3 separate regions of the Homo sapiens genome follow, and regions 2 and 3 are each linked to region 1. Evidence: chromatin loops called from intact Hi-C (ENCODE). Cell type or tissue: mammary epithelial cell. All regions are shown on one strand. Each heading gives the region's core, and the rest is flanking DNA. Links, peaks and the distances in the headings are about the cores only.

Region 1 (10,341 bases), core at 3,263-8,262:
TAATCATATTTCTAAATATGTTAGTCATGTATAATAGTTACATTGATTCTAATCAAACTCTCCAAACATTCTATCCCTTTTCAATGCCATAAGACCTATATATTCCCTCTTAAACTGTTAAATTTTGTAGCCATTTTTAAATGGTCTAATTTACTTTTGGACTCACCAAATAAAAGATGCCTAAGTTGATTATTAAATCATTCCTATTGGAATAGAATAAAGTACTTAATCATATTTGGACAAGGCAGTAGTTAATAAGAACCACACACTGAAGTACTTTCTAATATAATGTCCCCTTACATACACTACAATTAGTAAATTGTTTGGTATATTGGCTTTAAATGGACTGGCTTCAGTAAAATTTTGGTTGATACTTAATATTTTTTAATTATTTTCACCAGACTTTGGAACTGTTTTCATAGCTGGAGAAACTGATCCACAGGGGTTAAATACCAAAGCACACATCAAGTTAGCCATAAAACCTAGAATTGCAGTAATTACACAAACTCACACACTCACAGACACATTTTTAAACTCCATCCTTAATGAAATGCTGATCGATGAAAAAAAATCACTTTATTTTTCTTGGCACATTATTTTCCAAGATAGGTTATTTTAGTGTCAAAGTTTAAATTAACAGATGGACTGGATAAGTTCATTTGGAAATGATGCTATAGTATGCTGCATAAAAATGAAAATTTTCTTTCCCAAAATTTACCAGAAGGTAAAAGACAGAGAAAGAAAAGAAAAATAAATGAACATGACTTTGGAGATAGAGGCATCGATAGGTCAAAGAGTTATGGAAGCAGCCTTCCAGGACTTTTTGGAAGTCTTGGCCTTAATTTCTCATCTTCCAAGAGGACAGAGATTCTCCAAAATATCCTCTCTTAGGACTTCTCACTGCCTGTCATCTGGTTTTTCCTTTATTTCTCACATTCCCTAGGTTCCCAAAGGAGAGATCAGAAATTGAGAAAACAGAGGCACTAGAGAAGGAACATTCCAGTCCCTCTTCACATCCCACAGGTCTGAGTCCTAGGCACCTACAGCCCACCACTTAGGCCAGCTTGACTGCCTAGGACCCTGGCTCCGACCTGTGCAGTGTTCTACAGATGGACAGCATAGCACCTTTGGCCTGCACTGCAACATCAGTCCCCAATGATCAAGCCAGCAGAGAAGTGGCCATGCCTTAGGTTGTGGCTGACTTTGCAGACAGAGAAGGAAAATGAAAGAGTGCCTTAAGTTCTACTTCTCAAAAAAAAAAAAAACTTTTGGGTACTAGGCTTAATAGCTGGGTGATGGAATAATCTGTACAACAAACCCCCATGACACGAGTTTACCTGTATAACAAACCTGCACATGTAACCCTAAGCCTAAAATAAAAGCTTAAAAAAAATAGGTCTACTGCTCCCAGTTAAACGACTGCATCATTCACTACAGAACCGGAGACAATTTAAAATAATTATAACAGAGGCCGGGCACAGTGGCTCACACCTGTAATCCCAGCACTTTGGGAGGTTGAGGTGGGTGGATCACTTCAGATCAGGAGTTCAAGACCACCCTGGCCAACATGGTGAAACCCCGTCTCTAATAAAAATACAAAAACTAGCATGGTGGCGGGAGCCCGTAATCCTAGCTACTCAGGAGGCTGAGGCAGGAGAATCACCTGAACCTGGGAGGCAGAGGTTGCAGTGAGCTGAGATCACACCTTCGCACTCCAGTCTGGGCCACAAAGCAAGACTCCATCTCAATTAAAATAAATAAATAAATAATTATAATGGAAGTGCAGTCATTCTGGAAAGACACAGACTTAAGACAGCTGTGTGACTTTGGATAGGTTACATGATCTCTCTGAGCCTCATTTCCCTCAATGTAAACCGAGAAGGGTGATACCTATTCTGGAGTTCTTTTAATGAGGATGTAAGCAGAGCTCCAGACTCATGATGAATACATGGTACACATTTAATAAGTGACAGCTAAATACATTATACCTTTGCCTGATTTTAGGAGAGAGGTCATAAGCTGGATGTGAAAATGAACCAAATCACTAACAAAATTGCAGCACCCTGTTGGAGACGGTAATTTTTTCTTAATTTTTCTGCCTACAATTTCCTAGGTCTTCTAATTAACATTGTGATACTTTAGCTTGTAGCCTAGCAGTCTTGTTCTTGTCCTCAATATTAAGTATGCTCAGTCATATTTTTAGATAACTTAACATTGCATATTTATTTTTAGACAGCCCAGCCACACATAAATGACCAATACAAATCAACATAAAAGCAGTTCATATCCAAAGTGCCCAGTTTTAACCCTCTGTAGCTGGCAGTTCCATTTTTAACGCGAAGTTTCCTAAAATGTATAATCTATAAAACTAATTTTATAGAAAATTGACACTGAAGATATTAAGAAAAATCAAAGCATTTTGTGGTCAATTAAATTGGGGAGATGGTAGGGTAAGCAAAGTTAAGAAGGGTTTTTTTGGTTTTTGGTTCGGTTTTGCTGTTTTGTTTTATCACATGAATTTTCAAAACCTTCAACATTCGAACATACATGACATAGCTCTAAAAAGGTAATAGGAGTCCTACATTTCCAAATTTTATCTGTGCTCAGAAATGACATTAGGTGACATTACCTGAATTCTTCTATTGTCTTTTTGTAGAGACATTTGCCATAGGCACAATAATAGGGGTGATGGGGCAGGAGGAAGGGAAAAACAGAGTGAAAGAAGGAGTTCCAGAGTAACTACTCTTTAAGGCAGGGATCACAGATCCTAATGCCTACAGGAGAAAGTGAAATCAAGATCAGAGGTGGGCCAGACACAACCCAAGAGAAGATGGTAGGTCAATGGCAAACAGCAGATCATATGGTCTTTCTACCTCAATTCACACTTTTAAAAACATTCTGTGCACCTGTATATGTCTGTGGGCCCTATTCACCATACATTGCAAGCATGAAGCCCCTATTCTTAGGAGACTGCTTTCATTTTTATTTCAAAAACAGCACCAACTTCAAGAGTGCCTTCAAAGACCCAAATTTTAATGTGTTAAAGGGAGGGAAAAAAAGATAGAGCATATTAGAGCAGGAGGTGGCTGTTCCTCTGTCTCTTTGTCACAGCTATCACTAGACCCATCTCAAAGTTAAGAGATGGGATCCTGTTTGTAGTTCAACATTATGTTATCCACAGGTGGATGGATAAGACCTGCTTATGCCTTTGGATCATTTATATTTTACCAGACACTGTTCCATGTGCTCTACTTGTAGCTCCTCATTTTATCCTCACAATAACCCTATCATGATCCCCATTTCACAGATGAGACACGAGAGAGTTTAATCCACTGGCCTGTAGCTACACAGCTAGCAAGAGACATAGCTGGGATTGAAATCCAGGTTGTTTGGTTCTAAAACTCTTAACTATTATGCTCAACTCAGTCTTGGAGATGTTGTTCCCAATTTGAGGGGTCTATCAGTTTTAATTGCTTTCAGCTGCAGGTGACAGAAGTCCCAGCTACCAGTGTCTAGAACAAGTTTTGTTTTTGTTTTTTTTCCACAAAACAAGAAATCTGGAAGCAGGTGTCTACTGGCAGTAGGGCTGTACCTCAGCAATGTCAGCACCAACTTCTGCATGCTGGTCACAAGATGGTTAGTTCTTCACTGGGCATCATATATGAAATCAAGAAGCAAGAAAGGAAAAGGGGTGGCACCAGCCTTAAACCCTTTCCCACAAGGCCCCATCAGACTTCAACTTATACCTCATTACCAGAATGACATCACATGGCCATGTCTAGCTGCAAAGGAGTCTGGGAAAGCAAATATTTCTCTTTTCAAGCCCCAAGAGTGGAGGCAGGAACAGGAAAATCTCGTTGGGAACAGATGCTGGCTTAGCCAGCCAACAGTGTGGACCACAAGAGATTTGGTTTGGTTAAGAAAATACCAACAGAACTTCATCATACAGTGTATCACCCATGACATGAACCCAAGGAAAGTTAAATAGCAACAATTAAAAGTTTGCTGCAAAACCAAAATTGAATTATAGAACTCCTATTACCTTTTAAAATATCTGTTTCCATTCATTTCCAAAAATCTGAAATTATCTGTAAACATTTTCCCAATCAAATCTGTCTAGGTAGTGTGTAAAAATTACTTGACCTTCACACACCCAGATACTTTTAGTTATGCTATTGTTAGTTATGTTATTTCATAAAATGTTATCTCCTTATTTACAGTTGATAAATGAAATGATGATTTTCAATACAGTTTCAAAACTGGATTGAAATTTTGTTAGTTATTAGAAACTAGAAAGTTTCAGTGCTGAAAATACACAACGGGTTGTTTGTATTTATCATCTATTTTATTTTCCAGTTTGCATTGGCTTTTCTGGGTCTTTCTACAACTTTAATTGTAAATTTTTTCTTTTATATTTTTATCATGGCACTCAAACTCAGAAAACCTGTTAAGGCAACTACATAATGTGATCTAAAAATCCAGTTAACATATTGCTATGGAAACCAGGAAATAGAAACAGCACTCTAATCATTCCTTTAGACAACTATGGCTCTGTGTGTGTGTGTGTGTGTGTGTGTGTGTGTGTGTAAAACTTTTTAAATTCATTAATTTATTCATCTTTTATTGAAAGCTGTTACTGAACCCAAAATCTGTAATTGATCTGTCCATAAATAGGCCCAGTGCCTTATTACCAGTAAATTAGTGTTTTTTAATGAGCTATAGTCATTGATAAATTATGCCATGCCGTATCAGGAAATCTCCAGTCAGGCCGCGTTGTTTATTTAGCCTGCTGAGGCCTCTTGGTATGGTGTGAAGGACACCTGACTGGGCTGAAAGCTAAGTTCTAACTTTGCCCCTCTTACTAACCAGCTATGTGACTCTCCTGGGAACTTTTAGGGACTCAGTTTCTTTACCTGCAAAATGGTTCAATGCAAGACTTTAGTAACGTAATGGGAACTTTCCTTTTCCATAAAACTGGGGAATCAAGAGGTAATCTCTTTTGAGGACTGAAATCACTCTTATGTAACCTCTGGTTACATTATCATTTCCAAGTGCCTGGCACTTGGGAAATGATAACTATTCTTACTACATTTTTCTATGTTTCATTCTGTAGTAAATAAGAACTGAACCTGCATAGTAACTGTTATTTTAACCCATGACTTTCAATAACGAAGATATCTATGTCTCATTATCTATTGCCATGATTGAACAAGTTGGTATGAGAGCCGGAACGAACTCAAGTTCTAACCGGCAATGCCCGTTCCTTAGATCCTATTACCTTTGAGTGTTCATTTACTCTTGTAGGTGCCAATTTTTATAGCGAAATACAAAGTTATCCCAACACAATTACTCCTAATAGAGTTCACCGAGGCCCCAAAAGCTCTTTTTTAAAAATCATCATAAGATTTCAACATTCAAGAATTAAACTTTTGTTCTGTTGTGCTTATTCATCGCTATTTGCCCAGTTATTTAATCAGCCTGCTTCCGGCTATGGAAAAAAAAAAAAAGAAAAAAAGAAATGGAAGTCTCCTCAGGGTTAAACTCCTCTGTTGTTCTTCCTTGCAGAAATTTGAGTTATTATAGTAGAGGATAATCGTTGCATAATGAAATCATTGGGACAATTCGTCCATCCACTTCTACCTCCGCCTCTAACAATGAACTCCTTGTTTCTGCGGTGCCCAAATCTCTCTAAACCCGGGTGGGCGCGGGGCGGTTAGCGGAGACGTGGGAGAGGCCGAGAGCAAAGCTCGCGCCCTTCCCGGGGTCAGCGAGCGGGGTGCCAGGAGGGTGCGCGCCCTGCATCTGAGCCCGGGGTGACACTCGCCTCCCAAGCGCCAGGAGGGGGAGACTCGGTCCCGCTTATCTCCGGCTGTGCTAACTTCAGACTGCCTGAGCTGGGGGAGGAGAGCGCGCAGCCAGGGCGAGAAAACTTCTCCACCTAGAAAGTTTCACCTTGTCGTGGGCGGGGCAGAGGCGGGAGGAAACGCGACCCCCGCGGGGCCAGGCGCGGCGCGGACGGCAGGAAGGGCGGGGGCCGATTTCCCTCTGGGTGGTGCCAGTCCCCACCTCAGCGGTCCTCGGAACCCGCGGACTAGGGGACGGACAGCACGCGAGGCAGACAGACACGTGCTGGGGCGGGCAGGCGAGCGCCTCAGTCTGGTCGCCTGGCGGTGCCTCCGGCCCCAACGCGCCCGGGCCGCCGCGGGCCGCGCGCGCCGATGCCCGGCTGAGTCACTGGCAGGGCAGCGCGCGTGTGGGAAGGGGCGGAGGGAGTGCGGCCGGCGGGCGGGCGGGGCGCTGGGCTCAGCCCGGCCGCAGGTGACCCGGAGGCCCTCGCCGCCCGCGGCGCCCCGAGCGCTTTGTGAGCAGATGCGGAGCCGAGTGGAGGGCGCGAGCCAGATGCGGGGCGACAGCTGACTTGCTGAGAGGAGGCGGGGAGGCGCGGAGCGCGCGTGTGGTCCTTGCGCCGCTGACTTCTCCACTGGTTCCTGGGCACCGAAAGGTAAAATTGCAGCCCCTTTCAGATCCAGTACCCAATCCCTCGCCTCAGGGGTTCTGCTTTCTTTGTTCCCCTAAGAGACCTGACTGCTGTTCCAGGGGGCAAAACCACGTAGGTGGGCTAGAGTTTAGGGGCTTCGGAAACTGAAGAGACGTGGCCACGGCGAGGACGAAACTAGAATGGGGCTTGTCTTTTTAGGGGGTTGCTTCTGATGGCCACCTGTATGACTTAGGAGGGAGAGGGGCGCTGGGACAGTGGGTGATGTGTGACTGTTACGGCCCAGCAAGTTTTAAAGCTGGGATCTGACTCAGCCCTTACAAAAGGGATCCGGTCATCCTCGTCCCACCGTGATGCAGCTGGCAAGGTTTGAGCCGAGCTGTTTCCTTGTTCCCAGCCTTGCTTTATCTGTGTTATGTTGGGGTCCTTCCAAGGGGCAGGTGTTTCTGTGAAAGTCTGAATTCATTTCTGGCAATCACGCGGGGCTTGTGATCCATCAATTTTCCATCGTACCTTATCTCTTTCTGGGGCTTGTGGTGGACATCTATCTTATTAGGTGAAATAGATTATAACCAGAGGCTGAGCGATGTGGCCAGTCGTAGTGCTGACCCGATAATTAAAGCACCAGTGAAAGTACTTTCCCTGACTATTGTCAATGCAGAATTTACTCCGAAGTACGGTTTCCCATTCATATCTTTCATGTTTTAAAAGAGCCATTTGCTAATTTGGCAGTTGGAGAGGGCTCCAATGGCTCACGCATGAATAGTTGCCCAGTGTATTTTACCTTATCACAGTTTTATGTTCAAAGGAGCCCTCGGGCAGAATGAAATATTGTCAACTCTCTTAGGCAAAATAATCAAGATACTTTAATTGCTATGTTAAGATGGTCCATGAATGTGAGAGGATTGTAAGAACTGACGTTGGAGGCAATATAGACTATCTGGACCCTCTCTTGAATTTTAAGAAGACTGTTCACATTCTGTAGCTTTGGGTGGGGGTTTATTCTGTCGCTTTCATCAGCCAGACACATGCACATTGCCATGCAAATGGATTCAGAAAAACATTATATTCCCTTACAGCTAAACTATTATAGCTGACTAATGAATTTTTTCTGCATGAAGATGATCTGAAAATGATGTACATCATGTTTCTCTGTGCTACAGGGACATAAATTGCATTTTTATGTAAACAGTGTAAGTGGTGCTTGGATTATTTACAGGTACATAGCTTTCCTTCCTTGATCTAAGCTAATTGAGCTTTGTTTTGAACGTGTAAACTTCCATAATGGAACATAAGTGAGGTACTTTGGTTCCTATCATTTGCAAGTCTGTGGTGTATTCAATGTTCATTCTTTTTGAACTGCTGAATAACAGAGGGAAAATTTACATCATTCATAAGAAATTTTGGTAGTACAAAAATGTGTCTGATAGCCTATAAAATGTACTGCTGTTTTAAAAATTCTATTCCGTTTTCAAACTTAATGGTGTATAAGCTATAGTTATTAACTTAAATATATTTTGCTTTTAACATGATGGAATTTGTGGCATATAGAAGACAGTCTGCCGACTACTGCTTTTTCAAAATTGCTTTGTTCTTGATACATGGCAGTAGGGGTTTACATTAGATGTATACTACATGCTTTCAAAATTAGTTGATGGAGTTTATCTTCATGATAAAAAATGTACCAGATTAATCATAGCCAGTCAATACGAAAGCTCATAACTAATATTTTCACTACTTTTAAACCTATAATAGAGAAAAATGACCCTTTGCTAAGCAGGAGAAATACCCATATTTTATAAATTCCTTTTAAGACTATGTAAGTATATGCCTTGCATTAATCTTGAAATCTTTAAAAAAAAATTGTCTTAATGAGGGCTAGACTAAGAAATACATTTCAAAAATCAATTTCCTTAGCTGTTTTTAAAATAGTGTTTGAAGTAGCATTAGTCATATTATCCTTCTGCAGATCTACATAATAGTCTCAAATTAACTTTTTCTCAAATGTGGTCATCTCAAAACAACGTGAATAACTCAGAGGAGCTAACATCCTCTAACTGGCTTATTTTCTCCAAGTGGCTGCACCAAAGACATGGCAACACCCCCATGGTGAGCACAGTTCCTCACACATTCAGATTACCTCCCATTTCTCTGTCCTCTTCCTCCTCAACCCTTTCCCTTGGTTTGGTCAGAGCTGCTTTCAAGGCCTTCCGTGCCCCCATTTCTCCAGCCCAGTTTGCTCGTTTCTTCTTTAGGCATTAGGCTTAGTGATTCTCGCCAGAGCCATCTACGCTTTCTTTTCCGTGGTCTAAATCCCTAAGATTTCCTTGGTCTGCTGTGTTTATTCATAGGATACTCAATTTCCTCATTGTGCCCTCTTAAGGGGAGAAAATGTATGTAGAAACTCAAGTGTCCGGAAGTGAGCCTTCTTTTCCTGGCTGGTGTATGCTGAAACTAGTGTTTTTGACACCAAGCCCTTAGGGCAGAGTTTCTTCATGGGTTTTGCTCAGTGCAAAATAAATAGTCACTTCTCAGTAATAAATGATAGATACACTGACTAATGTTAGTTCAGAATCACTTTGATGATGTGTTCTCAACTGACACTGAGTTGCTGCTAGATCCACATTTGCCTGACCAAAAATAGCTAGGACCTATAGGTAGAGTATCATATGTGCTAGGTACTACAGCATTTTCTTTAAAAGAAAGAAATGGAATCTGCCCTTGAGAAGTTTATGATCTAGATACACAGACAAATATCACATATTAAATGAACACAAATTCATAATTATTAAGAGGACATCACATGAGAAACGCTTTCAAAATCATCCTATTTGCTATGAAATAATAGAATTTTTTTTTAAAAATCAAAGTTTGGAACTTAAAAACCTTAACATTTTCAAGCTGTTTCTGCATACATCACCTTTCTGATACCAAAACGACCTTACAAGATAGGCAAGTCTGATAACATCTTAACATTCTTATGTTATAGACAAGGAAACTGAGCTTGAGACTAGCTCCATGCTATTTCAATAGCACCATACCACCTTTCCTCAGCCATCAACTATTGGAAACATTTTCCATGGAGGCATCATTAGGGATGCTTAAGATAGTGGTAAATGATGAATATAACATATCTAGTCCCTGGAGTTTTTGTCACCTTCTCTTTCTCCAGTTCTCTCTCTCTTTTTTTTTTTTAATTTCTTTTCTTTTCTTTTTTTCTTTTCTTTGTAGTGAGACATACCGAGAAAAGGTTTCATTCATATGTGTGGGGCATTCTGCTCCTGTTATCAGATTAAGAGCCGTGAATAATTTTGTAATCTATCCTTCTATCAGAAAGCCCATTCTCAGATATCTTTTCAGCTGTGTTAAACAGGTTAGTATATTCCGCTTGGGATTTGTTTCAATAAAAACATCCAGTAAAATCTGACTACTTTGCTTTTCATGGGACAAAATGAAAAAAGTGCTTTTATAAGCTGTAAAACTTAATTGAGAGAAAAAATCACGTGTGGCATTTGTAGCAGGAGGTATGAGCTCAGTGAAATAAAAAAGTTAACTTTGTAATCACATACCCAGGTACACATATTTCTCTCTGTGATTGCATAAATGTGTGCAAGTATGTTTATGTAGGTTACTCCCATTGATTTTAATTTCTATAATAAATTATGTAGCTATAGGGCCCACAGGCGATTATATAATGGGCAATAGAATTTGAAAATGTATCTCTCCTAATATAATTAAGGATAGCAATTATGAAATGTGCTTAGAGAATCACAAGTTATCGTGAAAGCCAGGTTCCTGTACTCCAAGAATGTGAATGAGGATTTAGTCATTCATTCAGGACAATT
Region 2 (10,341 bases), core at 2,559-7,558, 190 kb after region 1:
CCAGGGTTAACCTAACTAAAGCAAGAGTAGATTACCACCCTTCAAAATCAGCATTTTGGAGCTTATCCTCAAAGACAGGCCAGCCCTGATGACCTGGCACCAAGGTTAACAACTGGCCTCCCACCTCCAGTCTGGAGCCCAACGTGGCCTCACGTGTATGACATGCCTTCTGTTCCATTGCTGTTCCCATATTGCTAATCTGGGAATTTTTCATGATGTTTTAGTCATTCCCAGGAAAGAGAGAAAAGGCAAACAAAGTTGAGACTTGCTTTCTCCCCCAGGAAGATCTGGAATGTAAATTACACCTCAGAGTTTTCCTGACCTGAAGCAAGGGAGCTGGGTCTTTTTACTCCATCATCTGGCAGTCATTGGTTAAGAGCTGCGCCAGGGGACCTAAAATCCCAGCTCTGTGCTTACTGGCAAAGCAGCCCCAGACGCACAAGAGCAGTCCTCCGAAGAATAAATACAGGTACTGTGAAGCAGAGGGAAAAAAGCACTGAAGCACAGAAATAGTGAAAGTGATCCCAGCAGATCTGGTCAAAGCACTTACGGTGTCTGCTGCAGCTCTATCCATCAGAAGAAGACCACAAAAACCTGGGCCCCCACAACACAGCCTGGGACAACTGCTGGGGATGGCCAGAGCCTACCTGCAATAGAAGCAGCTAATCCCACAAGGAGAAGATGAGGTGATATGAGCACAGAGCCCTGTGTCCCAGGAGAGGAGCATCAGGACAGATTTTAGAGCTGTAACAACGGGAGAGGTCTGATGAAAGAAAGCTCAGAGATGATAAAGGCCAATGTCAAAGGACAGAAAAGGACAGCAGTGTGAGCAATTTTGAATGCAAATGAATCACTGTGGCATCCCCAAACAGCCAAAAGGAAGGCATTTGTGTGGGTGCTCCTGCAATTCCTTGGGCTTGACCTGAGTTAGAGAAATATAATTGTATTGGAGGTTGGTGTGGCTTGGGGAAAGATAAACCACAAACTTCATTTTCTGCTACACTGCTATCTGCTATTACTGAGTCCAAATAAAAGTTAAAAGTACTGTCAGACATTAAAGGTAAAAAAAGTAAAGATACTGGATCTGTCTTTTCACTCCCTACCAGCAAATCTATGCATTGTGTTGCTTCATCTTTCCAGGTCAAGAGTCTGACTTATCTTTTCATTTATGCCCCACAATTTACACTGCCATATAGGGAGATTTTTAAAAAGACAGTAATTAGTCTAAAGATCTCTATCCATGTTGTTTACAAAAATATGCAAAAAAATTCCTTTCTTTCTTTCTTTCTTTCTTTCTTTCTTTCTTTCTTTCTTTCTTTCTTTCCTTCTTTCTTCCTTCCTTTCTCTCTCTCTCTTTCTTTCTTTCTTTTTTTGAGACAGAGTTTTGCCCTCGTTGCCCAGGCTGGAGTGCAATGGCACGATCTCGGCTCATAGCAACCTCTGCCTCCCGGGTTCAGGCAATTCTCCTGCCTCAGCCTCCTGAGTAGCTGGGATTACGGGCATGTGCCACCACACCCAGATGATTTTGTACTTTTAATAGAGGCGGGTTTTCTCCATGTTGGTCAGGCTGGTCTCGAACTCCCGACCTCAGGTGATCCGACCGCCTCAGTATCCCAAAGTGCTGGGATTACAAGCGTGAGCTACCATGCCCAGCCTCATAAATATTTTTAAAGTTAGGTACCACATTAGGCAGATAAAAAGGAGTGTTCCTGTGTTGAAAAAGAAGCAACATACGTGGAAATGATAAACATGAGATTCAGGTTGGTGGTTACCTGAAGGAAGAAGAAAAGGGAATGGGAACTGGAAGAATTAAACCATGCTTTTTTGTATGCCTGAAATGTTGTGTAACAATAATTCAAATAAGTAAATGAAAATAGAGGCCAGGCATGGGGGTTCCTGCCTGTAATCCCAGCACTTTGGGAGGCTGAGGCAGGAAAGATCACTTGAGTTCAGGAATTCAAGACTAGCCTAGGCAACATAGCAAAACCCCCTGTCTACGAAAAATTTTAAAAACTTGCCAGGTGTGGTGTTGCACGCCTGTAGTCCCAACTAGTCAGGTGGCTGAGGTGGGAGGATCACTTGAGCCCAGGAGATGGAGGCTACAGTGAGCTATGATCACGCTGCTGCACTCCAGCTTGGGTGACAGAGCAAGTCTTGTCTCCAAAAAAAAAAAAAAAAAAAAGCAGAAGAAAATACAAGCTTTAGTATTTCCTTGCTTCACCCTAAAGGATCATTTTGAATACTCCCTGTCCCCTGTACTTTGTTTGGGACATGGTATGAAGATACTAAAGGCTTGAACTTATAGTGACAGGAGAATTAAAGAGTAAGAAATCAACTAGGGAGATATTTAAGTGGTGACTGAATATGGAGTAGTAAAGACTTGGAGATATTGGTATGATTTTGAGGTTTTTGGGAAAAAATTGTTCACTTTCCCATTCTGGAGTCCCCAGTCCACATTTTAGAACAATCTCTAAATCCCGTATGTGTTGCTAAATCAACTTTTCAGCTCTCATTTAGGGATGCGAAATAAAAGTGTCGTTTAATCAATATGCATTCCAACAAAGCTTTTTTAAGCATTTATTTGCCAGACATTGTATGTGCCAGACATGTCCTTAAAGACCAAATTGGTATTATAATATGATGATAATAGCTAATATTTATTGAGACTTTTACTAAGGCCTGCACTGTGTGCTAAGCACTTTGCCTGCATTGTCTTGTTAAATCCTCACAGCAGCCCTACAAAGGTGGTACTATTGTTATCCCTAATGTATAGATGAAGAAATGCAAGCCTGCAGAGTAAGTTCCTTAAGGTTAACTAGAGCTAGAACGAAGATCAGAATCCAGGATTTAGTGATGATAAAATCTGTATACCTCATCACTGGTATATACAACAAAAATCAATGGAAAAGTTTCTATGGTAATCTAGAAGAAATTATTAGCTTAGCTAGAGGATTCAATGAGAGTTTCAAAGAAAACCGATAACAGAATTTTAAAGGATAGGTAGCAAACAACATTCCAGAAAGCTTTGACAGAAGCCTGAGAGCATATGATATATATGCAGCTTTGTGTGTTTCAATGACATATGCATTCAGGGGCAGTGGCAGAGGTGGGTCTGGTGAGGTTGGTAGGAAGGAAATTAGGAAGGATAGCACGTTCGGGACGGAGGAGGGGTTGAAAAAGAAGTGTTGGCTGGGCGTGGTGGCTCACGCCTGTAATCCCAGCACTTTGGGAGGCTGAGGCTGGTGAATCATGAGGTCAGGAGATCGAGACCATCCTGGCCAACATGGTGAAACCCCGTCTCTACTAAAAATACAAAAATTAGCCGGGTGTGGTGGCACACACCTATAATCCCAGCTACTCAGGAGGCTGAGGCAGAAGAATCACTTGAACCTGGGAGGCAGAGATTGTAGTGAGCAGAGATGGCAGCCCGGCACTCCAGCCTGGCAAGAGAGCAAGGCAAGACTCCATCTCAAAAACAAAAAAAAAGAAAAAAAGAAAAAGAAAAAGAAGAAGAAGGTCTTCAATAATTCCTGAGTAACTCTAGAATGATCTACGTCAGGCTTCTCCAGGGGCACTACTTGTGTGTACCTTTTCAAAACTAGCTGAGGAAATGGACCGCAGGTATACACTCAACTATAAATAACTTAAGCAATTATTTGTTTAGAAAGATAATTACTTTTAAAATATATGAGTTTTTACACTTTTCCACAGCCATAAAGGACTTTACTTGAGACCAGTTGTGTTAATTGACCATGACATTAACAAACAACCAAATGTTAGTTGTCTAACACTGATAGTTTTTCTCAGAAGCGAGGTAAGTCAAATTTTAAGCTGCAGATGTTAGTTTTCTGGTGCAGAGATGGTACTATAGAAGTCTATATCTGGTACAATCACTTAATGATCACACAGTAATACTATTATTCATCTTATTTTACATTATTTGGTATGGATATGTACATAAAAGAACATGAGTCTGACCATCAGGATACTTGGATCCTAAAATAATATTAGCTAGATGTGCAATTTTTATTATGTCATTTATTTATCTAAGGCTCAACTCATCTGTAAAGAGAGAGGTTTGTAGTAGATGCACCCTAAGATTGTTTTTCTGTGAAATTGGGTAACCACTGGTCTTGACAAGTTTAAAACGTAGTTGAATAATTCGAGTATATCCATAGGAAAATCGATGTAAAAGTATACAAGTAACTTAAAAACAAACACTATAAAAGGAAGAAAAATTCTGGTGATGTTAATTGGAAAGACCAAGATCAGACCATGAATAAGCAGAAGAAAGGTAAGTTTGGCCAGGCGTGGTGGCTCACACCTGTAATCCCAGCACTTTGGGAGGCCAAGGTGGGTGGACCACAAGGTCAGGAGTTCGAGACCAGCCTGGCCAACATGGTGAAACTCCATCTCTACTAAAAATACAAAAATTAGCTGGGCATGATGGCAGGTGCCTGTAGTCCCAGCTACTCGGGAGGCTGAGGCAGGAGAATAGCTTGAACCTGGGAGGCAGAGGTTGCAGTGAGCCGAGATCATGACACAGAACTCCAGCCTGGGCAACAGAGCGAGACTGTGTCTCAAAAAAAAAAACAAAAACAAAAAACAGCCAAAAACAAAAAGAAGAGAAGTAAGTTTGGAAATTAATTAAGAAAAGGGTAGAAATTCTTAGTAGGTAAAATCATGTATAGGATAAATATTTTGTTTATTTTCTCCTCCTCATAAAACAACTGATTATCCAAGACTACCAGTACATTTTTCCTTGCAGTCATATAACAATAATTTCATATTTTACCTATTTGTGTGACAGCTTAAAATCTTTCTAGAATACATAGGCTACGCAAATTTTAGAATTCCTTTTAATTGTACCAAGAGGGTGGTATTGGAAGATTACTGAAAAGATTATCAGAAATTATACATAATTGTGGGTTGTGTCACTATGGGAAACCACATGTATTGTATCACTAAGGTTACAATTATAAACACACTCTGACTCAAATTATTGCAAAACATTACCATATTTGGGTGAGGTTTCTAGAGGAAGAGAGCAGCCAATTAATCAAGCAATAATATTTGCTGAGTATCCACTGTATACAAAATACTAATATAGGTGTTGCTGAGTAAACAGGAAAAAAGACAGGAAAAAAAACAAAACCAGAAGTACTGCTGATGCAGCACAGGGTGGTGAATTGAATTTACAGGATGGGATAGTAATTGCCTTCATTAAGTTTTATTTGGTGGACAGTGCCCAGACTTAAGAGGAAGAAAGAAAAATCTTGCAGTGGAAAGAACATGAAATATAAAATAAGATGCCTAGGTTCCAATCCCAGCTCGGTCACTTAGGAGCTATGCAATCTTTTTCTTTCTTTCTTTCTTTCTTTCTTTCTTTCTTTCTTTCTTTCTTTCTTTTTTTTTTTTTTTTTAGATGGAGTTTTGCTCTTGTTGCCCAGGCAACCTCCGCCTCCTGGGTTCAAGTGATTCTCTTGCCTCAGCCTCCCAAGTAGCTGGGATTACAGGTGTGAGCCACCACGCCCAGCTAATTTTTGTATTTTTAGTAGAGACAGGGTTTCCTCATGTTGGCCAGGCTGGTCTCAAACTCCTGACCTCAGGTGATCTGCCCACCTCTGCCTCCCAAAGTGCTGGGATCTATGCAATCTTAAATCATTTAGCCTCATTTTTTTCTTCTGTAAAATGGGTATAATGGTACTGATAAGAACCTCACTTGAGGTTGCAGTGAGAAATCAATGAAGCAATGATTTGTAATCTATAAGAGTAAACATGTTAATTTTCATCCAGTGTTACCCTTGGTTAAACTATGTGGTTTATTCTCTTTATCTTCTTCACAACGTTTATCCTCGAAAGGACACCTGCTTTTTTCTGCATGTGTCAGCATGCTTCTCCTTCCTCTTCTCTCCCCAAATGAACCATCAGTTTTTCAATATCATAGCTTCTGTTTGCCGTCCATTCACAAAAAACAATGATTTGCACATTATGAACACCCAATAAATTACTTAATAATAAGGTCTTGCCTCTGAACATTTATTTGATACTCTCACATTTCATTTATGTGCAGCTGTCAGATTCATCTTGCTGCACATATTTCTGATCATGTCATGTCACTGTTCAAAAGTTCTCAACAGTTCCTCACGGAATCTGAACGCCTATCTTAAACCCTAAGGCCTTACCACTCAAAATGTGGTCTCCAGATCAGGAGCACTGGCATCAGCTGGGAGCCTGTTATTCTACAGGCTGTATTCTGGAGAATACAGATTCTCCAGTCTCATGCCACATCTATTGAATTAACAACTTCGTTTTCACAAGATTCCCAATTGATTCATATCTACGCAGCTTTGATTACATGTTTAATCTCTCATAAACTTCAAGCTTCAAAAGCAGGGTTGCTAGATTTAGCAAATAAAAGTAAAGGATGTCCAGTAAAATTTGAAAACAATGAGTAATTTTTTGGTTTAAGTATGTCTCCACTGCTTCATGGGACATACTTTTTAAAAGATTGCTTATCTGCAATTCACATTTGATTAAGTGTCCTATATTTAATATGGCAAACCTATTCAGGAGGGTAGGATCCATGTCTAACATAGCTTTGTATTCCCCTGGAATAGTACAGTGCCTTCCCCAACTGTTTTTGTTTTTTTTTGTTTTGCTTTTTGAGACAGAGTCTTGCTCTGTCACCCAGGCTGGAGTACAGTGGCGCGACCTCGGCTGACTGCAACCTCCGTCTCCCGGGTTGCAGGGACAGGGACAACCTCCGCCTCTCGGGTTGCAATGACTTCTGCAACTCTCCTGCCTCAGCCTCCCGAGTAGCTGGTATTACAGGTATGCGCCACCACGCCCCGGATAATTTTTGTATTTTTAGTAGAGACGGGGTTTCTTCATGTTGGCCAATCTGGTCACGAACTCCTGACCTCAGATGATCTGCCCACGGAGGCCTCCCAAATTGCTGGGATTACAGGCCTGAGCTACCGCGCCCGGCCCCAACTGTTCAATATATGTTTGTTTAATGAGTAGAAAATGAGCTTCTTGAGTATGGAAGTTTCTCTTTTTATTTCAACAGTTTTGGAATACAGGTGGATTTTTGGTAACATGGATAAGTCCTTTAGCGGTAACTTCTGAGATTTTAGTGCACCCATCACCTGAGCAGTGTACCCTGTACCCAATACGTAGTAATTTATCCCCTCCCCAGTCCCCAAAGTCCATTTTATCATTCTTATGCCTTTGAACCCACATAGCTTAGCTCCCACTTATAAGTGAGAACATAAAATATTTGGTTTCCCATTCCTGAGTTACTTCACTTAGAATAATGGCCTCCAGCTCCTTCCAAGTTGCTGCAAAAGGCATTATTTCGTTCCTTTTTATGGCTGAGTAGTATTCCATGGTGTATATACCCACATTTGCTCTATCCACTCATTGGTTGATGGACACTTAGGTTGGTTCCATCTCTTTGCAATTGCGAATTGTGCTGCTATGAACATGTATGTCTAGCTTGCTTTTTTCCCCCTCAACACTGTATCCCCAGAGACTAACACAGTGCCCCGCACCCCGTTAAAGAACCAAAAAATATTTGTTGGATGAATAAAGGAGTATATCAAGAGCAATCTTTCAATTATGGAGAGGGTCGTGATGTGTATTTTAATGAAAGCCAACTATCTTCTCTAATATTTGAAAAAACAATGTTTAAAAGGCTTCTATTTGTACACCTTTTCACATTTTAGCTGGCAGAGTTCAGGACTTGATGGAAACATAACGAAGGGCTCAGAATGTACTCATCGCAGACTGAGCCCATATGGTCACAGTGGGGAGAGCACGCTGCACTCAAGATGCTAGCAAGCCTGCAGCAGGCGGCCCAGCGAGACACGGTCCCCCGCCCGGCCACCAGGCGCCCGCGCACGCGCACAGCCGCGCTCAGTCCGCGAGGGCCGGGTCGAGGGAGGCGGGGCTCCCGGGGTGCGCGTGCGCGGCGGCCTGAGCGGCGGGCCCCTCCCTTAGCGGGGGCGCGCGGCGCTGAGGACCGCACGGAAACGGGGAAGTCAGGTGGCCGCTGCCGCCGCCGCCGCCGCGGTTTGTCGCCAGAAGGAAGATGGCGGATCTGGAGGAGCAGTTGTCTGATGAAGAGAAGGTAAGAGTCGCGGGGGCGACGGCGCGGGCTGTCAGGAGCCGGCTCAGCCCGGGCGGGTGGGCCCGGAGTCTGGTCGCGGGGGAAGGGCATTGGCCCGCAGCTGGCCTTGCCCTCGGCTGCCCTTCCTCCCCCATCCTTACTGCGCCCAGTGCCTGCCCCTGTCCGTCACCCGAGGCCCCGCGCGGGGGCAGGTCTCTGCCAGGCCTGCTCGCTCCGCTCCTTGTAGGGTGTGTACTCCGAAAATAGGAAGCGGGAGCCGGGCGACGGCGGGCGGGGGCGCGGGCGCGGGGGAGGGCGGCGGCTGCCCAGGACCCTCTCCTGCTGTCGGGCCGCGGGGCCTCCGCCGGGGCCGGGGACCGGGGACCAGGGACGCAAAGGGGTTTGCGTCCGTGCGTGGGAGCGGCCCAAGGGCAGTGCCCAGCGCGGCGGCCTGGCCTGTGAGTGTAGCGGCGGGTGAGGGGAAGGGAAAAATCGCTTAGGAAGCAGACCTTCACTTCTCCCTTCTACTTCCCCCTCCTCAAAGCAAAATGCTTCCTTTTCTGATCCTCTACGGTTTATCCTTTTTTTTCCCTTTCCCCATGGAGGCATCTCTCCCTCCTTCTCTCTTTCCTTTCGTGGCTCTAGCAGTAAGCTTGCAGCTCCCATGTTCCCCAGGAGGCAGCGGAGTTGCTCACAAAAAGACGACCCCCTCCCCATAGTTGTTTTCTGCCCACGTTGGCAGCAGCCCCCCCCCGGGGGTCGATTTGGTGGCACCTCACTTTCCTGCTAGGACTTCTTCCGAAGAGGGGAAAATGTGCAACTCCTTTTACTGTATATTAGATGCTGTGACAGCAATGGAACCAGATGAACGACTTAAGTTCTCAGATATTTAAAACGAGTAATGGAATAATTCATTGAACTGCTGCTCTCTTAATTCGCCCCTTTCGTTTGGCTTTTGGGAACGTCCCATTCCCGAGGGTGGTGGGGTAGGGGAGAACCCTGCTAATTTTGACTGTTTCTCGGAAAGGACCCTTAGAAGTAACTGACAGAACATAGGAATGAGTTAGTTGCAGGGTTGGAAATGTCCACTCTTCGTTAAAGAGTGCTTCATTTTTAAATTTCAAAGCCAGTGCAGGAAAATACAGGTACATTTAGGTATGTTGTGGTGTTTAAGAAATCTTCATGTAAGTCTGAGGATATTTTCATTTAGGACCCTCTGCTCTAGATGTTTTTATATGCTGTGTTCTTGCACCGAAATAGAAGGTTCTGTCCCATTCCCAATGTGAATGGTCAGAAGTCAGCCTCATCTTTATTTTCGGAAATCTTTTTTTCTCTTGTGTTCTTCGGTGAAAGTGATAATACAACAACAAAATGGGGGCGAGCAACGTCTCCATAGCCCACAGACCCAGTAGGCAGATCCCCGTATCCACAAAAGTTGCTGTACAGTATTCAATGTATAATCTTGATAAATAATCCTATTTTATTTAGGTGACTGAAAGTGTACAGGAGTGCACAAACATATTTAAAATTGAGGCGTGCTAAAAAGCTTAAAAAGAGATTGTCGTGTTTTTATTCTACCATTCTTAAGTGATGATTAGTAGCTCAAGTGGCTAGAAATCTAGCTGAAGAGAGACTACTCGGTGTGGGAGTTAATATAGACCTGCCATGTGTTGTAAAGGCCTAAAATAAAAAAGTTTTTTAAAAATGAGATAACAAGATGCCTTATTATCTGGCACTCTCAGGGCACTAAGCTTCATAAAGAGGAATGAGGAGGTTGTGTGTCTTAAAGCCTGTGCCGCCTAGTAGCAAAATGTTTTATGGTTAAATGAATGAAAATTCTAATTTGATTTTTGATGTTTTGTAAGAATATTATGTAGATATTTTACATATAAATTTTATCACTATATTTACTAATTTAAAAACTGACAAAACCTTTAGGTTAAATTCAAGTAACCAGTAAAGTGAAATTTTAACGTTCTTGTCACTTGAGATATCTAAAGGTTATTTTCATTTTGGGGGAGGAGGATGTGTCCAGTATGGGATCAGAAAACAGAGAGGACTTAAAAGTGATATTTTAATATTACTCGTTCTACTGCCTTATTGGTAATTTTCAAAAATAAGCTCTTAAGCTGGGCACGGTGGTTTGCACCTGTAATGCCAACTACTCTGGATGCCAAGGTGTGGAGGATCGCTTGAGCCCAGGAGTTGTAGACCAGCCTGGTAACATA
Region 3 (10,341 bases), core at 2,578-7,577, 410 kb before region 1:
CTGATACATTATTTAGCTAAAAACTGCTTCAATGAATATTGTTGCAACAGTTTTTCTACAGACTAAAGGTATTATAATGTATACCTTTTTTTTTGCTGCTGTCTGACCTTTAGTCTCAAGGACTAGAATGTAACTCCATCAGGGCAGGGATTTTTTTATCTGCCTTTTCTATTCTGTTCCCAACACTAGGACAACATAGGTGCTCAATAAAAATTTATTGAAACAGATGAAACTGCTTTTTTTTCTTTTTTTAGCTGTTACAAGCTTCTCTGTATTACATTGTTTCTAATCAATGGCAGGGTATAACCACAGATATGATTTGTTTAAATAAAAGAATTTTCAAATTATTTAGTTTTATAGCATAGCATCATTTTGGCCAGGCATGGTGGCTCACGCCTGTAATCCCAGCACTTTGGGAGGCCAAGGTGGGCGAATCATGAGGTCAGGAGTTCGAGACCAGCCTGGCCAACATGGTGAAACCCCGTCTCTATTAAAAATACAAAAAAATTAGCTGGGCGTGGTGGCAGGTGCCTGTAATTCCAGCTACTTGGGAGGCTGAGGCAGGAGAATTGCTTGAACCTGGGAGGTGGAGGTTGCAATGAGCCGAGATCCTGCCACTGCACCCCAAGCCCAGGTGATTGATAGTGCGACACTCCGTCTCAAAAAAAATATATATATATGTGTGTGTGTGTGTGTGTGTGTGTGTGTGTGTGTGTGTAGCATCATTTCTTTTATGTTTACTTTCTCAGTGGGATATACCATTGGCCTTTGCCTAATATTAAAATGAGCATACATATCCATTGCCAGAACAGATTCCAGCTAACAGCAAAGAGAGCTACCCACACAGCATGCTACATTATATAAAATTTGGAGAAGGTTATCTAGTTCAGGGCATTGATCTGCTTAGATCTTTTCATCTTAAAGAGAGAAAATACAAATTATTTTTAGACCTGAAATCAAGTGCTCAACTCCAAACAACATTTCTGAGAAAAAAAAAAAAAAGTACCTGGAAGGAAAAAACATGGCAGATGCACCTACTTTGTCTCTGTGTAGTCACTAGAACTCCATAGTTACCCCCAGAATTCACATCCGTCAGATTCATAGGACACTCCTGCAGAGAGCTCATTACAACAGGTGTCATTAGCTCTTTTACATCCTGTGTACAAATAAGAAGAGGGATTGAAGGAAATAAGAATTCTTTGAAATATTAAAGGTTTAGGAACATGGGAAGATCAAATGGCAGGCAGGAAGTGGTGAAGCACATCATCTCCCTGAAGGGTTCTGCAGTCCCCAGGCCCTTGGCGCAGCCTGGGCCAATTTTAGATTTTTGAGGAATTAGGGAACAGTAGATTCGACCTGTGATTACATGTCAGATTTTGAATGAATGGTAATCAAATTATTAGTAAAATGAAATTTTATGAAACCCCAGACTTTAATTCTCTATACCATTTATGTGTACTAATTATCTTTTTGCTTAATTTTCTTAATTTCATGTGTAATTGAACATTAGTTATCTCTTTTTTGTAAATTGCAACTGAAAATGTGTGTTTTGGGTAATTTTAAAAAATCACAGGTCTGAGAAAAAGAAGATAGATCATGGTCTGAAAGCAAGGGAATAAAACACACGGTGTATTTTACAAGAACACATTCAAAATACATAAACAAGAAATATTGAAAGACTGTTCTTATCACAAGGAAATCATAAATGTTTAAGGAGAGGGATATCCTAATTACCCTGATTTGATCACTACACTATGTATACATGTATTGAAACATCACATAGTACACCCATAAATATGTACAATTATGTGTTGATCATAAATTTTAAAATGGAAAGATTAATATGAAATGCAGAAAATAAGACATTCTAAATGCATAATAAAGCTATAAAAATATATACAAAAAGCAGTTGCTTGCATGGTGCAGCTGCACATTAGAAATGTGCTTGTAATTGAAACGTTCATTTTTATAGTATTCAGGAATAGTGTGTTGATCAAAGAATTTTCATTGTATCTCAGGGAAGACTGGGTTGACCTAACTTATAGATTACAGAGCTATAATCTCTGTAATCAGAAGCAATGTAACAAAAATATGCAGGTCTGAAATGGACATATATAACCAGGCCTCACTTCACTGCCTAAACCAATTACCCAGTGAGTAGCAGCCACATTTTGAAGTCTTTTCAAGTAAGGAGGCTCAAGCTGAATGACCTCCACTCACCTGTTCCCACCCCTTATCCCTCAGTAATTCCTGACAATCACATTACGAGACCAAGGGTGCTTAAGATTAGTCACTGTGATACCAGACAGTCTTGCTGGCTTCTTCACTTGTTATGAAATATTTAAAACAAAAACTTTAAGACAGCCATATTCATTCAGAACATGTATAAACTATAAGGCATGGACTATCCAGTGTTTCAGAGGTCCGAACTGGTTTTCTGTTTTCTGCTATAACATAGGTTATTTATTCATTTTCCTCATGTGCATGTTTGAATAAGAAGAAAATTTTGTGGTGTAAATGTATGTATGTTTGTGTATGTATATACATGTTTGTATGTCATGTATATATACATAACACATACTGAATGGTACAGGGATTGTAAGTATTAATGTTCTACAATATTAGATTACACATAAATTATGACTGATCTTATGACAGAATAGAAGCCAATTAACTACAAGTTATATTTTTAGTGCAAATTCATTTTTCTCAAACACTGTCAGTATTTTTAATTGAGTCCTTAATTACTTTGAACATGATTTTAATTTACTACTGTCTAGAAATTAGTGGTGTTAATAATCTCATGTGTCATAGGTAAGACAGGTAAAATTACCACTTCAAAGCTTTAATGAACAAGGAAAAATCATAAACTTCTGTGTAATTACAAATGTGCAATCTAATAAAATACATCAGAACTAAGCACACTGCTTTGGAACTTCCCATCAAGACTTTCTGCCTTGAATGCCATGAAGTTATCTTACATGCATCAAATCACCTGTTTGGCCTTCACTCGTTATTTCTCAGGCTGCTCAGAATATTGACCTCCATTAACAGTTGGCCAAAAAGGTTAGCTAGAAGGCCACCCTCCATTGTGTATTTCTGAGGTTGTCATTATGAGTTTTAATTTATCATCTAAAGAAATATGTCCTAAGATGAAAATGTTACCATTACAGCTTGATCTCTCACCCTCTTCTCTTGTATTATTTCTTAATAGGTGTGTCAAGGATGCCACAATGCCATCGACCCAGAAGTGCAGCGGGTGACCTATAACAATTTCAGCTGGCATGCATCCACAGAGTGCTTTCTGTGCTCTTGCTGCAGCAAATGCCTCATTGGGCAGAAGTTCATGCCAGTAGAAGGGATGGTTTTCTGTTCAGTGGAATGTAAGAAGAGGATGTCTTAGGAGGAGGGCACCCAGAAGTATCGAGCCATAGCTATCCAAAGTGGTCTGCATTTCTACTGTAAAATGCAATTTGAAAAAAATAAAACGCAAAAAAAGAAACTGTAAAGGAAACCAAGAGATTTTGTTTAATTTTTTTGGCCATTTTTTCTTCATCAATTTTTTTTCGGTCTCAACTTTTAAACTTGGTTTAAGCATTTGATTTGTAAAACAGTAAATAATTGTATCTTTCCATAGCTTTTCAAATGTGAAATCATTTTTGGAAGCTTGGATCTCATTAAACTTCATGTCTCTATTCCATTTGTGCCACACACTTAAAAGTTAGTGTACTGAATGGAAAGATGAGCATTCCTAGTTCTACACTTCTTTTTTCCCCCTCATGTGTAAAATGAAAAGAAAACTAAATTTGCCCTAATACCAAGGCGCTACGTTTATTGCCTCGTCTTATTCACTGACCTTTGTAATGATACACAGTGAATTCTTTTTGACAAAGAGAAATGCAGTGTAGTATGCAGAGCTGCTGTTTTAATGCCTATGCATTTACTCTTTCCTGATTTAGGCAGAGGTGGCATTTTCTTTATTGCATTTCTCTATTTTTTTAATGTACCCTACCTTCAGTATTCTCTTTGTAAGTTGGTGACTTGCATCTGTGGCCTTGAATATTTTATTATCACATGTGGCATAACAGTATCCACACTTTTTAGTTCTTTATTTTTTTTTTTTTATTTTGAGCAATTCTCCTGCCTCAGCCTCCCAAATAGCTGGGATTACAGGTGCATGCCACCACACCCAGCTAATTTTTGTATTTTTAGTAGAGACAGGTTTTCACCATGTTAGCCAGGCTGGTCTCAAACTCCTGACCTCAGATGATCCGCCTGCCTTGGCCTCCCAAAGTGCTGGGATTACAGGTGTGGGAGCCACCATGCCTGACCCACACACTTTTTACTTGTATAGATGATTTTTGGCTTGGACATAAAAGCCAAGCCACCCATTTGCTTTTAATCCAAAGAACATGTATAGTTTTTGTACCCAGAGACTATGATTTATATTGATTGCACTTGCCTGCCATGATTTAGATAAGATTTTTTTTGCATGGTTTTTATTCTTTCCTAATGGATCCTGTTTTATAATACTTCCAAGCCTGTCCATGGATATATCAAATGTCTTCACTTGTATATTTTCATGGCTAGGTATTTCTAATGTTTATTCTTCCCTGTGTACTTCTACACATAGCTATGCACTATGAAAATTAAATGGAATGAATGATATGTATATTACTCAAAATAAAGTTTCTTTCACTTTAATAATCATTGTATCTTTTTATTCATATCCTTTTTTGAGTGAAAAATGCTTCTGCAACTAAGCATGTGTTACAGCAGGGGGCGATGTCTCCAAGGATAAAAATTACCCAAACGAAAATAAAAGTCTGCCTCTGACAGGACAGCACAGAATCTAGATGTTTCATTATGGAGAAAAGATAAGGTTTATGAAACTTTCAAATCAGGACTTTTAAGTTTGGTCATGCAAGAGTTTTTTTCTTTTTCAAAGAAAGGGAAAGTAATTTTAATTAAAATTTGGGAGAGCTTATTTTCTATTCAGTTGGATCTAACAAGCCTTTTATACTTGGGTTTCAACTCTGGTTTCTTTATATGTAAAAAATATTAAAAGAAGAATTTTTTCATGGAAACTTATCGTGAGACAGAAAGCAAATGGGGAATAGTGGTAGACTCATGCTTCCTAATGTTAGCAGGCCATAATACTTTCTCCCTCAGTCTACAATTATTTCTGTCATAGTGGGAGTTGCAGTTTTCTCTGATACATACCCAGAATAACTTGACTTTTTTTTTTTTCCAGCTCCTGTTTGGCCAATAGTACTTCTCTTTACATTCCACCTCTCCACTCCCCACCACCACACACACATGCACATGTGCATACCAAGCATACAAATTTACTCCTTCTGCACTATGCCTTCAACCATGCAAAAGTAACTTTTGGAGCTTGGATACGTGTCACCTTATCTAAAGTAATCTAATTCTGCATATAATTTTAGAAGCTAATATCACAAGTATCATTACTGTCTATAAAGATCGCTTTATGGTTGCTCATATCTTTATCTTAAATGGCAACAAATATATTTTCCACAGCATATTGTCCACAAAGTTGTACAACTTAACTTTTCCCAGACATGGCTAAGTGAGAATAAACTGAAACAGAACCCATCTGCTACTAACACGGCCAATCCCTTAGGAAATCTGGATTGCTCTTGAGACATACTAGCCTTCATATTTGTTGCATGGTACCTACATATCTCCCTTTCCTCCTTCCTTTTTTTTTTTTTTTTTTTTTTTGAGGTGGGGGGGGCGGCAAATGAGTTAGGGATTATTCTTTCTTTTCATTGACTAGCTGAAACTTCTATTACTGAAGTCTTCAAGCATAGATTTCCAAATTTGACTTTGAAGTATTTCAGCCCAATTTCACCAAAGGCAAGGGATTCATCACTGATTCATTCTCAAGGAATTTCCAACACATAGCGTTTAAGCTTATACAACTTCACCGTAGTTACCAAAGAGACACCAACACCCAAGATCAGTATTCAGCCTTTGTCTTGAGATGCCTTGGCATATCTGAACTTGTCTTCTGGGTATTCACTTAATTCTTTGGAAAACTTGGGTTTCCGTCAATGTCTCTATAAAAAGGCACTTTGCCACAATTTCTCACTCATCTGCCCCTTCTTGACCTCTGCTGATTTAAATGCTTGCCGACAACTTTGATGACTGTAATGAATGCCCACATGTATGCAAAGGACCCACTGTGCTGGTTTATGTGTATGTGCTTTGACCACACAAAACACATTCTGGCTCGATTAATAGATTAATAGGATCTTTTTTCATATATTTAGTTGATGCTTAAATAGCTTTGGCTAATTATTTTGTTCTTTCACAGAGAACTTGTCATTGTAGCTTTTATTTGATCTGATAATACAACTTGAAGCACTCAAAATAAGATGCCATTAACTTTTTATACTTGTTTTGAATGGCATCTTATGATGACATTTACGAAGGCTGCTATCAATTTTTTTTCAGTGATACTCCTCACCAGGGTATCTTGCCCCTCAGCCAATAATAAAACCAACTTGTATCCTGTTATCTTTACGAGAGTCAGACATTAGTGAATACAGAGACTAATATTACAGTTGATTTCTCCATAAATATTGATGGACTGTGAAGACATCATGGTATATAGTTCCAGGGAGAGCTGGATTTAGGAATCTAGACAAGACACTTTTTGCCACATCCCATTGATTCTCCTCCTCTCCCATTACAGTAGGATGGAGGACAACATTGTTGGATTTGAAGAGTAAGAAATACCGGGCCCAAGTGTTGAATGGATATAATGTATTGAAGTCATCAAGAATAACCACAGGGAAAATGGTGGAGAGAAGAGTAAGCCAGAGCTAAAGTTATAAAAGTATGTGGAGAAGTATTGTGGCATCTGATAGAAGATGGAAACTCAGGGTGGAGATGGGTGGTAAAGTCTAAGGCCATGTGCTACACCTCAAAGAGCTGTGATTGTTAGGAAACAAACAGCCTTTAATGGGAAAAACAGTAGACGGTGAAGAAGACACCTACCCCACAGGGATTGTGCCAGACACTACTTGAAATACTACAGAAGAAATAGGCTTTGGGGATAACTAGGTGTCAGTTGGAGAAGATGATGAGGAGTTTGAGAGTACAAAGGAGTCTGCAGTTCACAGAAGTTGGATGTCAGTGGGTACAGAGATAAGAGTATAGGAGGAGATAGGGCCAGATTCGAAGTACAAAGCAGAATGGGTATCAGGTTTCCAGTAAGGCTGAAAAATCTAGAGGCCAGGGGTAATAAACAGGGTCGAGAGGCAGGCTAAGGTTAGTTCTGGTAGTTTCCTAGGGAAAAGTGGGTTATCAGGGATGCTTTTGGCTGTAAGTAACTAAAAAACTAAGAGTGGTTTTAAGACAAGATAGAGGCTAACCCAAATTTGGCTCAGAACAAGTTTATTTTTATCTCTCTATTCTTCCACCCTCTATATGTTGTTGCCTTCTATTCTCATTTGTCCCTTCATTCAAGCAACACTCCCTCATATGACATCATCCAAAATAATAAAGAAGAGAAATGGCAAAAGCGTATTTTACCTCTAGACAACGAAGAAGATCTTTCCCAGGGGCCCCCAGCTGATTCACCTGCCTTTCCACTTCATTGGCTACAAATATGTCACCTGCTCATCCTCATCAAAGGCAAAGGGAAACAGAGTTGCTATGGTTGACTTATCCAAGCACAATTCATACCATGAGGTCTGGGCACATGCTGCCCAGAACAAAATTATTTTGCTAATGTATGATTGTTTAGATTCAGCATTGTTTAGATAACTAAAAGGTATGTTTGTAAATAAGTATGAATCTAAAGTTTTGGGTTTCTGTTGACTTGTGAGATGAGTCAGGAACATCATTTGGGGAATACCTTTCTTAGGTAACATTTCACTTTTCATGGCCAGCAATGATGTGGAGTCAGGGCAGGAGACACTGACGTCCTTGTGGTTCTGGTTACTGGACTATGCTTCGCTTGCTCCTCCCAGCATCTCATTCTGTCTGATCCATTCTCAAAGCCACAGGTCACTGTTATATGTCTATCAAGCACCACCCCCACCTCTCTCTCAGAAGCGATGATGACTTATTCCTTGATGTTCCTATCACACTGACTTATCTGGCCACTGAAACACTTATCTGAATCTGTCTATGCCTGCTTCTCCATTACTGTAACCAATACTTTGGCTGATAAACTTAGCATTTCTCACAAGGTATACTGTAAGTTCCTATCAGTTCCCTTGTTCTAATTCAGTGGCTCTCAGACTTTAACATGCATCCAATTCACCTGCAGGGCTCGTTAAATGCAGACTACTGGACTCCACTCCCCAGAGTGTCTGATTCAATAGATCTTATACAGGGCCTGATAATTTGCATTCTGAACAAATTCTCAGGCGATGCTTACACTTTAAGAAACATTGTTCTAATCCTGAGAATATTGAGGAAAAAATTAAACTCATTTTCTCCTATTTTCTCCTACTTCACTCTCAGCAACACATTTCTTTTTTTTTTCTTTTTCTTTTTTTTTTTTTTTTTGAGACAGTTTCACTCTTGTTGCCCAGGTTGGAATGCAGTGGCGCAATCTCAGCTCACTGCAACCTCTGCCTCCCAGGTTCAGGCCATTCTCCTGCCTCAGCCTCCTGAGTAGCTGGGATTACAGGTCCCCACCACCATGCTCAGCTAATTTTTTGAATTTCAGTAGAGATGGGGTTTCACCATGTTCGCCAGGCTGGTCTCAAACTCCTGACTTCAGGTGATCCACCCGCCTCGGCCTCCCAAAGTGCAGGGATTACAGATGTCAGCCACTGCGCCTAGCCCAGCCTTCACCAACACATTTCTAACACCAGACATAAGGGGGTGTTTCCCCACACACCAAGCAATCGGAAAATTCTGCAGCAGACACAAGCCAGGTGCCCTCCAGTTTACTTCTGATGCTATCTACCTGGAGGCTGTGTTAGATCCCACAGGTTGAGTGCTCACTTTCACAAGACTGTTCCCCATTTCCAATACCAATCTCAAGCCCCAAGTTGCTTTACCTGTGCTTCTGGTCAACTGGCTATAGAAATCAGGCTTCCCACAACCCCTTATTCAGGTTCTATTAACTTGCTAGAGCCACTCACAACAGAACTCAGGGACACAATTTACTTATATTTCCCAGTTTATTATAAAGAATGTTACCAAGGATACAGATGGAAAGACACATAAGGCAAGGCATGTGAGAAGGGGCACCATGCTGCCATTCGCTCTCTGAGGTACCACCCTCCAGGAACCAGAACGTGTTCAGTTATTTGGAAGCTCCAAGAATCCTGTCATTTGGGGTTTTTATGGAGGCTTCATTACATAAGCATGATTGATGAAATTATTGGTCATTGTTGATCAACTTAGCCTTCAGCCACTCTTCTCTCCCTGGAAGGTGGGTGGGGGGAGCTGAAAGTCCCAACCCCACCTCTTATCCTGCCCTGGTCTTTCTGTTGACCAACCCCTATTCTGAAGCTACCCAGGAGCTGCCAGCCATCAGTCAACTCATTCACATACAAAAACACATTATTACTAATAGATTACATCTATTACTTTGGAGAGTCTATGATTTTAGGAGTTAATGCCAGGAAATGGGAAGAAAGGTCAAATATATATTTTATACTATCAGATCCATTCTCTTTTCTTCTGCCAGAGTGCAATACAGAGAACATATTAGTATTCCCTTACTGAAAAATCTAACAATGATTCAGCCTCTTTTCCCACCCTTTTCATGTATACACATGGTCATCTAGCCATAACTGAATGCTTGCAGTTTTTTGAAGTTAGTCGCTTCCTTCATATCTCCATGACTTTGCAAAGATAGTTACCTCTAAGAAGCTGATCCATGACCCTTCCACACCCCCTCAAGCTTGAAGCCCATCTTTGTTCACATACATCTTGACCTATGCTACTAGTTCACTGATATCATTGCCCTATTTAAGTGCAGAAATATAATTTTTTCATGTTTATTTCCTTAGAACCAAATATAGCACTTAACACATGATATGTGCCCCAAAAATGGTAAATAACAAAATGAATTAAGTGGCATCTGAATAAGCCATAATAAATCAGGTAAGAGTTTTACTAATTGAGATGAAACTCATTTGGACAAGTTTCTAAAGGACAGAGCAAAAGAAGAAACATAGCTCAGTAACCGTAAGTATTTTTTTAATTAAAAAATCACTTGTGTTTTAAAAAATGACAGTACAAGGATCCAATTACATAATCCTCAGCAACACTTCTTAAAATTCCCTCTTCTCTGCTACCTGCCTTTCTCGTGCCTCCAGCTGCTCTCTCCACAAGTCCCCC

Evidence for each region. Peaks named below come from ENCODE experiments on the same cell type or tissue, not always from the same donor. Only the 100,000 strongest peaks of a DNase experiment are listed, where the experiment ranks them.
Region 2: a loop joins it to region 1, with 3 times the contacts of the local background. A loop is called at or near these places in 6 of 110 quality-filtered maps.
Region 3: a loop joins it to region 1, with 5 times the contacts of the local background. A loop is called at or near these places in 10 of 110 quality-filtered maps.

What each region holds. Positions count from the first base shown.
Region 1 is chr7:116,666,076-116,676,416 of GRCh38, forward strand. It overlaps MET (MET proto-oncogene, receptor tyrosine kinase), which reads left to right and starts at 6,121. Exons shown (of 21, transcript NM_000245.4): 1 at 6,121-6,502. The region is part of intron 1 of COMETT (cytosolic oncogenic antisense to MET transcript); the gene reads right to left. RefSeq lists silencers at 5,729-5,778, 5,909-6,038, 6,099-6,288. In mammary epithelial cell, for the core only: a CTCF peak has its summit at 5,844; DNase peaks (open chromatin) are centred at 6,136 and 6,796; H3K4me3 peaks cover 2,662 bases; H3K27ac peaks cover 3,754 bases.
Region 2 is chr7:116,854,517-116,864,857 of GRCh38, forward strand. CAPZA2 (capping actin protein of muscle Z-line subunit alpha 2) reads left to right here and starts at 8,071. Exons shown (of 10, transcript NM_006136.3): 1 at 8,071-8,134. The coding sequence starts at 8,096. RefSeq lists enhancers at 2,375-3,032, 7,689-7,738, 7,690-8,452 and a silencer at 7,819-8,558. In mammary epithelial cell, for the core only: no CTCF peak of the experiment used is centred there; a DNase peak (open chromatin) is centred at 4,995; H3K27ac peaks cover 909 bases.
Region 3 is chr7:116,254,080-116,264,420 of GRCh38, forward strand. TES (testin LIM domain protein) reads left to right here. Exons shown (of 7, transcript NM_015641.4): 7 at 3,215-4,704. The coding sequence ends at 3,403. LOC124901730 (a long non-coding RNA gene) reads right to left here and starts at 3,225. Exons shown (of 4, transcript XR_007060485.1): 1 at 1,039-3,225. In mammary epithelial cell, for the core only: a CTCF peak has its summit at 4,772 (motif pointing right); a DNase peak (open chromatin) is centred at 5,992; H3K27ac peaks cover 3,120 bases.